3 separate regions of the Homo sapiens genome follow, and regions 2 and 3 are each linked to region 1. Evidence: chromatin contacts called from ENCODE Hi-C or POLR2A ChIA-PET data. All regions are on one chromosome and are shown on one strand. The core of a region is the stretch at or near the end of the contact, and the rest is flanking DNA. Distances in the headings are between cores, read along the strand shown.

Region 1 (4,025 bases), core at 434-2,933:
CACTGAGCTACACACTCCGAAGGAAAGGCTTATTCACGGCTACTATTTATTTCCATGTTTACCTCTACACCCTCCCCCTAACCCCCCCCTTCACTTTCTCCTCCCACCCTGTCCCGCCATCTTGGGCCGATAGGAGCAGCCATTACTTAACTAAATGACAGTGCCAACAACTTTCCACACAAATAAAAAAAGACTACACCCCGAATCCTCCCCAGCCTCCCCTGTCAGACACACAGGAAATGAGGCTCCAGGAAGAGAACACGTTTACAAATAACTACGGTATTTCTATGCCAAAAAGACCCAAAAAGTAAACAAGTCACCTAACTTCAGGTAACACACACTGCAATCGAGATACATGTCAACAGCCCAATGCAAACTCTTCACCGACCTAAACTCCGTGAAACTTCCCCCTTCTGGGAGCGGGGACACAAGAAAGCCTAAAACATTTGGTTAGCAGTAGGCATCACGAACAGCCTGCTTGAAGGAAAAGAATTTTTTTAAACCCGTAGAGGCAAGTTAAGTCCGAAATTTGGGAAAATCTGAACACACTCACGATCCCTTGACCCTAAACAGGCACCTCGAAGATCATCGGCCTACCCTCAAAAAGCTGTAAAATAGCAGGCAGTTGTGTCGACCCAGTTGAGCCCGGCCCCAAAGCGATCCCGTCTCTGTTCCTCCAGCTACAAGAGGAAAAGAGCGATTTCGCAAGGGAGCAAGCAGGGTACCCGGGGGTGGGGGGAGAGCAGAGGCAGGAAATAGTTTCCGGAAGCCCCTCGACCATCGTCCGTGGCCACAATGAGCACAGACCCGGCCGCGGGGCCCGGGGCGAGCGCGGCGCCGGCCAGGGAGACGGTGTCCGCGCTCCGACTCGCAGCTGCCTTACCTTGCCCAGTAGGGCCTTCGTCCTGGCGCCATCTTCATGAAATCTCACGAACCCAAAGAGGCGGCTGTGGAGACAGACACAGTTTACTCGTTAACGCTCAGGGAACGCCACCGACCCGTCCCTGCCCGAGCCCGAGGCCCCAGCGGAGGCGGCGCGAAGAGCGCCAAACCGAGGTGCCCGCCCCGCCGCCGCCAGAGACAAGCCGCGCTCGGTCCTCCCGGGAGAGCGGCTACTGCCCGTCCGGAGCCGACCGGGCGAGTGACGGCGGCCCGTACCTGTCCAGTCCGCCGAGCGCCTCCCTCTCCTCGGCTGTCAGGCTGGGGGACGCCTCCTCGCTCTCGCCGCTCGCTTTTCCCGCCGCCATTTTCTTTTCCTCATCACCGAAAGCGGCGGCGGCAGCGGCGGCGGTAGCGAGCGACACTCCGCAGGATTTCATGGAAACGCAGCGAATTCACAACTCCAACGCCGACACCCCCCCTCGGACCGGGGCCCGCAGTGACGCCCCCAATCTGCGCGCGGGACCAGCACACCAACTTTATCGCCGCCTCCTCCTCCGCCGCGGGCGGCGGCGACGAAAAATCCCAACGCGGCGGCGGTGAAGGCGGCGGCGGCGGCGGCAGGGGCTGCGGAGCCCCCGGGTCGGCAGCGGCGGCTTTCGGCTGTAGGGTCACATCGCGGGGTTGGGCAGGGGGCAGCCACAGGCGGGGACGGCGGGAACGGCCGGAGCGCGCGGGGCTGGGGAGCACTGAGGGGATTCGTTGGAGACACAAACTTCCCCGGCACCAGCACAAAGTTGTTGTAATTGTGTCACACAGCGAACCCCACGCCGCCGCCGTGACCCCCCCTCCCCGCCCGGCTGGCGCCACCAATCGGCGCGGCCCGCACGCCTCACGTGACCTTTGTTGACTCACGTCAGCCGTGGCTCCACTTAACTTGCTAGCTGCCCGAGCCCCGCCCACCGAGGCCGCCACCGAGATGGGAGCGGGACGCAGGCCAATTCTAGCCGGTGGTTGGCTGCTGGGCGCGTCTGTCGGGGGAAGGGTTGTCACCGAGAGGGAGCTTCCTGTTAGGTTGTGCTGGTTAAATACACTGGGGCAGAGAATGGAGGGTCCGGGCCGTGTCACCTCGGGAACCGCGGCGGGCTCTGGAGGGGGAGGGGAGTGGTGGGGAAGGGCGAGGTCCGGCACCGCCCGCGGCGGGCGCGAGCGGCGGGCGAAGACGCCAAGGACGGCATTTGCCTGCCCGCGAGCTCTGGGATGTGCCCAGACCGCGGCTCCGGCCGTCCCGCGCGCGCTCCAGGGGTCCCGGGACCCCACAGGGCCTGGTACAGGTCGCGTAGCCGGGAGGCGGCGCACGGCCCTCGACCTCTGCCCTCCGAAGAAGGCTCAGACTTTTGGCACTGCTGGAAATAATGGCCTCCGCGAGGAGGGCGCTCGGGGAGCGGCTGCCGGTCCCGTGCCCCGCGGTCCGGGTGCCGCCCTAGGCCAGACCTGCGCTGGCAGCCCCGATCACCTCACCCGCGCCGAAAGTGAAGGGGGAAGGGCTCCCCTGACCCCCGCCCATACGCCCCAGGCCGGAGGGAATGAAGAGTCGCCCGCGGGGCCTGGCTTGCCGACCATGGCTCCCCACCGCCAAAGGTCTGTCTGTTGGCGGCACTTTGGGGCCAGATTTTCGTGCTGTGTTTACCCTGTGTCTTATCAGTAGTTCATTACAGTCTTACAAGAAAAAGCAATGAGAAATTGTGAAGCGGGATCTGCAGAATGTTGGGTTCTATTGCCATGATTTCAGTGGAGCCTTCTTACAAAAGTAGGGGCTGCTTGTGGACAGACCTGAGAGAAGACATAATTAAATCATCACAGCTGGTGGCCCAAGAAATCCTTTCTATCCCCCAAAACCTGCAGGTTTGTAACCCCTAGACAACAGTAACATTTTGTTGTTCTGTCTCTCAGGTGCAGGGGAAAGGCTTTAGTCTGACTTTTAATCTTTACTATAGGTGAAAAAAAAATAGGCCTTTCGACTACTCTTCTCAAAAGGCAAATTTATTTACTAAGCTGTATGTCTTATAACAGGGATAGGAAAAAATTGATAGACATATAAGGACAAGATTCTGTTTATAAACGGAGTTTTTTATATTTTCAATAGGTTTTCCACCTGTAACCAATAAAAATTATATATTTAAACTTGGATTTCAAAATATGACGAAGACAATTCAGTGCTGACCCAGTAATTCCTACCAGTATTCAGCGGGAAGCTATGGGAATCCCAACTGATTTTGCACACAGTTTTAAATTGTTCCCCTGAGACTAGTAACTAGACGAACAAACTGTAGTTTTGTATAGATTATAGTTCATGTTTAATTACTTCCTCTGAAACACCTTTCCCTTTATGATACTCCATTTTGCTTGAATGAGTGTGTACAAAGGGCCAAATCTTTTCTACGGCTAAATTAATACATTGTTAACTTTGTCACAAATGGTGACATTTAAAGCCAAGGAAATTTTGACCCCAGTAACTCGCTCGCACACTCTCTCATACACACACACACACACACACACATACACACACACTTGCACAAGCACAGATAGACATTTTGCTGGTATTTGACTATCTCCCTGAAGTTAGCAGTTCCTGACTCAGGTCCTTTTCAAGGATTATAAGGCTACTCAATCCCGGCCGGGCTCTGTGGCTCACGCCTGCAAAGGGAGGCCGAGGCGGGCGGATCACGAGGTCAGGAGTTGGAGAGCAGCCTGGCCAATGTGGTGAAACCCCACCTCTACTAAAAATACAAAAAACAAAATTAGTCGAGCATGTGGCGCTCGCCTGTAGTCCCAGCTACTCGGGAGACTGAGGCAGAAGAATCGCTTGAACCCGGGAGGTGGAGGTTGCAGTGAGCCATGATTGCACCTCTGCACTCCAACCTGGGGACAGAGTGAGGCTCTGTCTCAAAAAAAAAAAAAAAAAAAAAGGCAGCCAGGCGCTTTGGCTCACGCCTGTAATCCCAGCACTTTGGGAGGCCGAGGCAGGTGGATCACGAGGTCGGGAGATGGAGACCACGGTGAAACCCCGTCTCTACTAAAAATACAAAAAATTAGCCGGGCGTGGTAGTGGGCGCCTGTAGTCCCAGCTACTCGGGAGGCTGAGG
Region 2 (4,025 bases), core at 623-3,122, 2.9 Mb after region 1:
GCTGCTACCCCATGGTGGGGGAGAGGGGTGGGATGGCTTTTGGGAGAGCAACCACCACATTCTTCCATCTGTAAGTGAGGGAGTCTCTTTCCAGATCCAAACCAACTGTGATCCTATGAGCAGAGCACTTACTTATTTTTGCAATCGTCTGTCTCTCTTTTTTTCACCTGCACTTTCTTTTCTGTTTTACTTTATGATTGTCCTTTTCTACCTCTGAGCATAGGTCCCTGTAGAAGACAACAAACCCCAAAATGAAGTCGACAAGGCTTGGTATAGCTCAGTCTTGGGCTGGGGAAAAGAAGTGAAGCTGACAAGGTGACTTGAGAGGGTCCCTGTGCACTTCAGGGCAGAATGGAGTGACGCCTTATTCATTAGACATGAGCTGGACATGCCAACTTGTGGTGAGTAACTCTTGGACCCTTAAAGGAGGCAATGTTTCTCAAGTTCTGAAGCCCCCGTCTCTAGAGAATGCACAAGCTCTTTGAGAAAGGAGGAAAACCGTGTGCAATTACACTTGTCCTCTGATCTGCATTTAAAAAAAAAAAAAAGGTTTAGTACCCAAATCCTTAGCAGGCAAATCTCTCAGCCTTTTGAGGGAGTGGTCAAGGGTTTGCACGAAACGTTTCTGAAGAGAAAATAGGCTGTGAGTCTCCACATCACCCCCTCCACTTTGGTATTAATAAATACTTTTTTTAAAAAAAATACTGCACTGAGAAATTTACCAGACGATTTCTGGAAACTGACTTATGAACTAATTGGGCACTTTTGCTGTGCGGAGGAACAAAGACACTATTGGTCTTCAACTGAGGCATATACCTGTCTGATGGCGCTGGCTCATTCCGCACATGCTCAGTTGAACAGAAATCTTCATATTGAATGCAACCTAGCACAGCGGCAACACCCAGAACCTCACTCCCTGGCTGCTCCTGTGCCTGCACTCCCTCTAGTTGCATTCTGTTCCTGACAAGTCTAACATTTATAGGGAGTATAGAGAGCAGAGTAGGTCCTGGGAGTTTGAGGACAATATACAAATGAGCTTAAAGTCACGGTTTGTCCCTGCCTTCCTAGCTTCTCTCTAGGTTGGTCTCTAGTGAGGGTAGGCGCTGGATAGATATTTGTTGAGTTTGGGGCAGAACGTGGGAGAAGCTGTCTCTATAGATGACCGTTTGCTGTCGCACACCTTCCTAGGCAGTTTTTGTTTAGTCCTTTTCTTGGACGACCTCCCCTTACCCCCAGCCCTCATCTTCATTAAGGAATGACAGGGTAGCACTAAAAGCATCCGCTGCCAAGCACGGATTCAGTGACAACCTCTCTCCACCTCTCTTTTAGCTTTCTCATTCATTAGCACCCTTTCCCTGCCTCTTTTCCCAGCAAAAAACTGGGAAAGGCTCCCTGCGATTACAAAAGAAGGAAAGGGGAGCGGCCAGAGTTTCGTGCCTCTTGCCGGACAACGAGCGTGCAGCCGTGGACCTTTTGTCTCCAGCCCCTTTCGCGGCTTGGTCGCGGCTAGGCGCGGAGGCGACGACCCCAACCAGCCCCGCCTCGGCAGCTGCAGCCGGCGCGCCCCACTCAACCCCCCGCGCCCTCTAGAATCCCGGTGCCCGCCCGTTCGCCGTGACGCGGCCGGCGCCCCGCGCATGCGCCGCTCGGCCCGCTCCCCTTTCCCTGGGCCACCGCCTCCCGACCGGTTGGAGTGGGCGGAGCCTGTGGTTCTGGAAGCCGCGCCGCCGACGGGGGAGGAGGGCGTGTCTGCGCGAGGCGGGTGAGCGGGGCTGGCGAGCCGGTCGGCTGCTGAGGCGTAGGGGCGGAGCAGAAGGCGGCGGCCGCGGCTCCCGCCCGCACAGAGCGCCGGTCCCGCGAAGCCCCCTCCCACTCCCGGGCGGGCGGTGGCGGCTGCGGGAGGAGGAGAAAGAGGAGGGAGCGTCTCTGCCGCCGCCTCCTGGTCCCCAGCGCCGATCCGCCGCCGCCGCCACCTCCCTCCGCGGCGATCCTCGCTCCATGGTCCTGCCGCGGCCCCCTCTGTAGCCCGAGCTGCTCCGCGACGCGACGGAGCCGGCCTCGGACAGAGGGAGCGGTCGCGGCCTCGCGGCCCGCGCGGGCTGACGAGCGGAGAGCGCGACGCCGCGCGGTCCCCGAGGATCCGCACGCCGGGCAGCGCGGCCCGAGCAGCGCGAGAAGCAGCGGGCGGGCGGGCGGCGCCGGGCCCGGGCCGCCCTCGCTCCCGCGCCCCGGCCCCGCCGCCCGCGCCGGGGCGGTCGCCTGCAGAGGAAGGCGCCGCAGTCTCTGGGCCTCGCGGCCCCACTCGAGCGTCCTCGGCACCGAGGGCTCGCGGGTCCTGAGGGGAGGAGGCGATCCCGGGGCTGGGCACTGAGCTCTTGGGCGCCCCCACCCCCGTTTTCGAAGCCCTCCACGCTGCGGCCGCTATCCCCTCCGGACCATGGCCGACGACGACGTGCTGTTCGAGGATGTGTACGAGCTGTGCGAGGTGATCGGAAAGTGAGTCTCCACGCGAGGGAGCGGGAGTGTGGAAAAATGCATTTCAGTGATGCCCCGGTCTTCCCGCACCCGCTCGGGGCCTGCCCCCTGCCCTCCCTCCTTCCCCTCTTCCCCTCTCGTCCTTCTCATCCTGGAGTATTTATAGACGTGTACCTGGAGCTCCTGCCAGGCGGGGGCCTGGGGGTTCTCAGCGGTCCATTGAGGCCACCGAGCCGAGGTTGGCCACCCCGTAAGGCGTGGGGCCGGCTGCCTGCATTTTATCTGACGGTTGCACAGGGACGTGGCACAGCCGATTTTATAGTTGCTTCAGTTGGGGTTATTGTTACCTTGCATGTACCATAGACCATTTTTGAAACAGAGCAGCTTGCATTTCCTTTGCTTGTGTGGTGAGAGAGTCCAGGGTTTTAATTGTGGGGTGTGTGTCTATTGTGCGGGATATTAGACAGATGCCTTTGTGTACACCCCATGCTCGGATTGGAGGGGGTCATTTAAGACGGGGTGCTTTCAGTTTCAGCAAATTCCCTCCTGGTGTACACGAACGTGGAAAGAGTTGGGGGCATTCGAATTTTTAATGCCTTGTTATGCAATGACTGTTCAATCAGTGCTCGAGACTCCCCTCGACTGTTGTTGGGATGGTGGTTAGCGTGGTAGAGCCGTCTGCTTTGAGTCACCGGGCTGGTCTAGAATATAGAACTGACAGTCCAAATGCTCATCCTTTCATCTGTGTTGTATAATTACGCTGGGGAAAAGCAGGGAATCAGATTAATCACAGTGCTGATTGAGAATTAAATCTGCAGTTCCTCATCTAATTGTCCATTCCTTAAATCTATTTTGAATAGTTTCCTTTTCATTCTTGTCAAACAGTACTCCAAGTGCACAATCCTGCTAATTTGCTTGTGAAGGAAATGCTGGCAATCTGAAGTTGATTTCCTAACACAGCGTGTATTCTGCGGCTTTAGAAGTTGAGGAGATAAGATTTAAGAGCAAATTTTTGCTTAATAAGGATCGCTAGAGCTAACATTGAAATATCTTACCTCTTTTTTTTTTTTTTTTTTTTTTTGGAAGCGGTGCTTTATTGTCTATTTTAAGGTCCACAGTTGGGAAATGAAACCAAGACCTTAAAGCAGTTGGCCCTATCTCTTTTAAGTTGTCTGCAGTACTCAATTTCAATTTGAGTGCTAATTTGTTTCCTTTTCTTTCCATATTGAGGTATTACAGTGTTGCCTCACATGGTGAAATTGTGGGTAGAGCTTGCTACACACTTTACTCAGACCCAATTGATGTGAGGACATGTTACTCCTTGCCCTATTGTTACATGACCAGCCAGACTTAAAAGGAAAGTATCCAAATGTGTCCTGTTAAAGTGCTTGTGGAAGTGTTCTAGAACAGCACTGTCCAAAAGATATATTATGAGCCACATTTGTAATTTAAAATTTTCTAGTAGCCACATTTAATAAAAACATACAGGTGCAATTAATTTTAATAAAATATTTTATTTAACCCTGTAGATCCAAACTTAACATTTCAAC
Region 3 (4,025 bases), core at 963-3,462, 2.3 Mb before region 1:
CATGATTCTGACCTCTATTAACATGCACTTGGGGTACTCTATAGCTGACCCACATTAGCACTCACTGGACCTTCTTCATGCTGCTCTGAATGCTATTAACATAAAGTGAACCTTACAGATAGATCTCTAACCAGTGTTACCCACACTCAGGCCCCTTCACAGCTACGACCATCCTTAACACACATTCCAGTCCTTCCACTGTCCTGTCCCCTCTGTCAGCACAAACTGAGTCTTCACTCAGGCCTGATTTCTATTAGCACACGCCGGGCCTCACACAGTCCTGCCTCCCCATTAGTGCACCCTGAACCCTTACTCAGCCCTATTCCGCAGGGACACACAAACACACTGTTCTACCATGGCCTGACCCTCATTAGTGCACACAGGTCTCATTCAGCCCTGACTCCCATTAGCACACACTTCAGCCCTCCCTAGCTGTAATCCACTTTAGCACACCGAGATCATCACACATTCCTGTCCTCTATTGCTCTCTGCTCAGAGATATCTCCACAGATATAATCCTTGTTGGTTCACACTTAGATCCCTTCATGAAAGCCCTGATCCCCCTTATTACACACTAGATCCCCTCCGCAGCCCTACCCCCGAGTAGCACCCCCTGGAACCTCAACATACTCTGGTCCTCCGCGGACACAAGGGCACAATCTTCACAAGGTTCTGATGCTTATTAGCATATTCCAGACTTCACACAGCTGACTCTCGAAATGGCACACATTGAAGTGCCTCTATGTCTCTAAACCCACATTAGCAACCACCAGTACTTCTATTACCCTGCTCCTTCCTAGTGTGCCCTCGAGACTCACATTCCCTGTGTCCATGGACACACTCACACCTCACATCACCTTTACCCTTCGTCCACTAAGCCTCTGACAGTGCTAAGACACTTCCCCACCACTCCTTCCTGGGCCCAGACAGACACGCAATTCTCATCTCCTTTAGGCCAGGCTCAGGTATTCCACAGTCCTTCCTCCGTTAGATACCCTCAGGTCCTTCCTCCACTCTGCCCTCATTAGCATATACTGGGTCCCAAACTACCTAGACCTTCGAGGCCACAGGCATACACCCTCTACAGCCATGACCCCCACTGGCGCACACACCACACTCGAGTCCTTCAGCTACCTGCCCTCCACAAGCACACACTGCATTCTCACACACTGCAGGCCCCACGGACAGACACGCAGTATTAACACCATCCAGGGCCTCATCGCCACGCACCAGGCCTCAGAGCCCTGACCCCACCAACACACGTTCTGGTACCTGTGCCACCCTGTCCCCCATGAACACACACCGGGCCTCTCTGCGGACATAATCCCTATGAGCATGTCTTAGAACTTCCTCGACACCCTACCCCCCGTTATACACCCTCGGGTCCCTCACCCGCTCCGCACCCCGCCCTCCTTCCACAAGCACACACGGGGCCTTGAACCTTACACGACTTATTGGCGTGAGGCTTACTGCCACATGCTCCGACCCCCATCAGCAACCCCCCCAAGTCTTTCACCCCATTGTCACCCATTTCCACACCCTTTGGTCCTTTGACTCCCCCAGGTCCCCATTAGCACCCACAGCACTACCCAACCCCAGCTCCCAGGACAGGCCCAGGGCGGGGCCAAGGTCAGGGAGGCCCCAAATGACCCCCCGCCCCGGTGCATTCTGGGAAATTCGCCGGGGGTGGGGGCACCTGCCAGCCCCGCAGCCCAGACCCCTGGGCACCGCCCGAGGTGGGTTCTGAAGGAGGAGGGGCAGCCTCCACGCCTCGGGGACGCGCTCACCGGCGGGGGCGCGCGAGCAACCTCAGAGCCGCGGGGCCGGCGCGGCGGCGCCTGGGGCGGCGGCCCGGGATGAGGCCGCGCGACCTCCTTCTCCTCCTGTTCGCCGCAGGCGCCCGTCCCAGTAGTCTTCAGCCATGGTTGCTGGGCCCGGGCCGCCGCCGGCTGAGGAGGAGGAGGCGGCGGCGGCGGCGGTGGCTGAGGCGGAGGCGGCGTCCCGCTCAGCCGGCCATGAGCTTGGCCGCTGCGGGCGATGCCCCCGGACTCGTTGGCGCCGGCTTGAATCCGAGTGCTCACGGCGGCTCGCGGCACAGAGCGGTCTGATCGCGGAGTGGCGGCGGATCCCAGGGCCGAACAGCCAACGGCCCAACCGCCGCGCGCGCCGCGCTCCGCGCATGCGCACGCAGGCGCTCGGAAGGGTGAAGTGGAAAGGAGGGGACTCACCTCGGACTGCATGTACCAAAGGACCCGTCCGCAGCGGGAGGGGACGCGGCCATCGCGAGCCCAGAGGAGGATGCGGCGCCAAGCCGGAGACGGCACCAGGGAGAACTGTGGAGGCTGTTTAGTACTCAGTTCCGATCTTGGCAGAAGTTTGCTAGCGCCTAGGTGAGCAGTGGCCAGTAACCTGGCGCGTCAATCACCACTCGTTCCCCCTACTCGGTCTCACTTGGTACATCCCCATGGTGGCAAACGGGACTTTTGCAAGGAGGAAAAAAGACAAATGAAGCACTCAGTTCTAGTCCCTTGAGGTGCTTGGGGAGGAAGGCATTTTAAAGGTTCGCGAGAAGATGACTTTTCGAGGAGAGGCAGCCTGAAGAGTTATTGGCCTTTACCACCTTAGCTAGGACGGCCTATCCCCGCCCAACTGCCCCCTCCACCGCTACCTCATTCCCGTAGTGAACGTGTGCAGCCCCGCCCTTTGAGGTTGTCGCCCAGCCAATCTGATTTGCTCTCTGTGGCGAGGCCGAGCAAGAATAAAGGGCGTGGCTGACTGAAGAGGCGTGATTTCGCTCTCTACCCGACTCCGCACGCCTCCGCCCAGGTTTCATAGGTTTTCACCGTCGGCGGGGGTGGGGTCTCCTTTTTGTTCTGAGCTCCTCCTTCGCTATAGGCCGAATATTCCGCAAGGTGATTGGTCATAATTGCGCTCAATCGAGTCTCGTCCCGCCTTTAGCCCGCCCTCCATCTCATACAGCGGGCCTCCCGGGGTGGAACCCAGGCTGAGAAAGAAGGAAAGAGGCGGATCCTTAGAGGCGCAGGAGCCGCTACTGCGCATGCTTGGAACTTCGAGCGGGGCGGAGCCTCTTTTCTGCCTCACACGAGTATTTGCATAGGCGCCGTGCGTTGGATTTTCCTGCCACCTCTCTTGCCCGGCACAGCCCCTCCCGTGCCTCCCCTCACTCTGAGGGTTTTTTGTTTTGTTTTGATGTCAGTCAACACAAGTAGAACACTCCGCGGTTTTATTTCCATTTTATTTATTGGGCGCATGTTGTGTGCCAAGTACTACCAGGCCGACCTAATCCTTCACTTCCTTCTGCCTGGAAAACCACACTATCCCCAAGTCCAGCTCAAAGGGCTGCAACCTCCAGCAGGCCTTCTGGCACATCCTTACACTACCCTGTTCCAAGGCAGCCTCCCCGCCTCTTCCGGGCTTCCCTTTATGGCAGCCTTGATCACAGCAGTTAGGATTTTCAGTAAGGTTTACATTAGTGAGATTTCCCGGGCCATGATGGGAGTGGAAATATTTGACAAAGATAAAAGTCCTCGCCTTGGCATAGAACAGGCTCATCACTTCTCTGACCTCATCTCTTCCTCTTCTTCCCCTGACTCACTGCCACCATACTAGCGCTCTTTCTAGCTGTTTGAGTGAAACGGGCACAATCCAGCCTCAGGGGTTTTGCATTTGCTGTGGTTCCCTTTGCCTGGAATGCTGCTGGCCCACATCCACGTGCCTCATTCTCTCACTTCTTCCAGGTGCTTGCTTCAAAGTCATCTCCATGAAGCCTTTCCGATTTAAAAATTCCTACCTGCACTGCCATCATTCCAGATCCCCAGATCGGGCTCTATTCCTCGCCTTTTGAAGAGCACTGATCAACTTCTAAGGTACAATTTGCTTACTGTGTTTATAATCTATTCTGGGTGTCAACCTAGCAGAACGTAAAACCCCAAGAGGACAGGGATCTTTGTTTTATCCACTGCTGTCTCACGTGCCTAGAAAGTGACTGGCACACAGCACACAAC

What was found. A loop is a pair of places that touch in the nucleus more often than their neighbours do. ChIA-PET counts read pairs that join two places held with the same protein, here RNA polymerase II (POLR2A). Pooled maps may share reads with other maps.
Region 2: a map of CD4-positive, alpha-beta memory T cell shows a loop between it and region 1 (15-fold over the local background). The contact joins the promoter of CASK here to the promoter of KDM6A in region 1. A Hi-C loop is called at or near these places in 2 of 168 maps with a recorded cell type or tissue (CD4-positive, alpha-beta memory T cell and naive thymus-derived CD4-positive, alpha-beta T cell) and 9 of 50 pooled maps. POLR2A ChIA-PET finds 5 or more read pairs at or near these places in 2 of 52 experiments (T-cell and WTC11).
Region 3: a loop to region 1 is called in a map of gastrocnemius medialis, with 12 times the contacts of the local background. The contact joins the promoter of CDK16 here to the promoter of KDM6A in region 1. A Hi-C loop is called at or near these places in 2 of 168 maps with a recorded cell type or tissue (gastrocnemius medialis and sigmoid colon), 1 of 37 single-sample maps with no recorded cell type and 10 of 50 pooled maps.

What each region holds. Positions count from the first base shown.
Region 1 is chrX:44,870,846-44,874,870 of GRCh38, reverse strand. It overlaps KDM6A (lysine demethylase 6A), which reads right to left and starts at 1,683. Exons shown (of 30, transcript NM_001291415.2): 1 at 1,159-1,683; 2 at 884-947. The coding sequence starts at 1,319. RefSeq lists silencers at 684-783, 794-873, 914-1,173, 1,514-1,743, 1,994-2,493.
Region 2 is chrX:41,921,401-41,925,425 of GRCh38, reverse strand. It overlaps CASK (calcium/calmodulin dependent serine protein kinase), which reads left to right and starts at 1,872. Exons shown (of 27, transcript NM_001367721.1): 1 at 1,872-2,496. The coding sequence starts at 2,438. RefSeq lists silencers at 1,518-2,097, 2,368-2,417.
Region 3 is chrX:47,216,868-47,220,892 of GRCh38, reverse strand. It overlaps CDK16 (cyclin dependent kinase 16), which reads right to left and starts at 2,212. Exons shown (of 16, transcript NM_006201.5): 1 at 1,788-2,212. It overlaps LOC105373194 (a long non-coding RNA gene), which reads left to right and starts at 2,243. Exons shown (of 3, transcript XR_949047.4): 1 at 2,243-2,390; 2 at 3,759-3,887. RefSeq lists silencers at 1,699-1,768, 1,779-1,888, 1,909-2,068, 2,769-2,878 and enhancers at 1,486-2,125, 2,269-2,338, 2,459-2,578.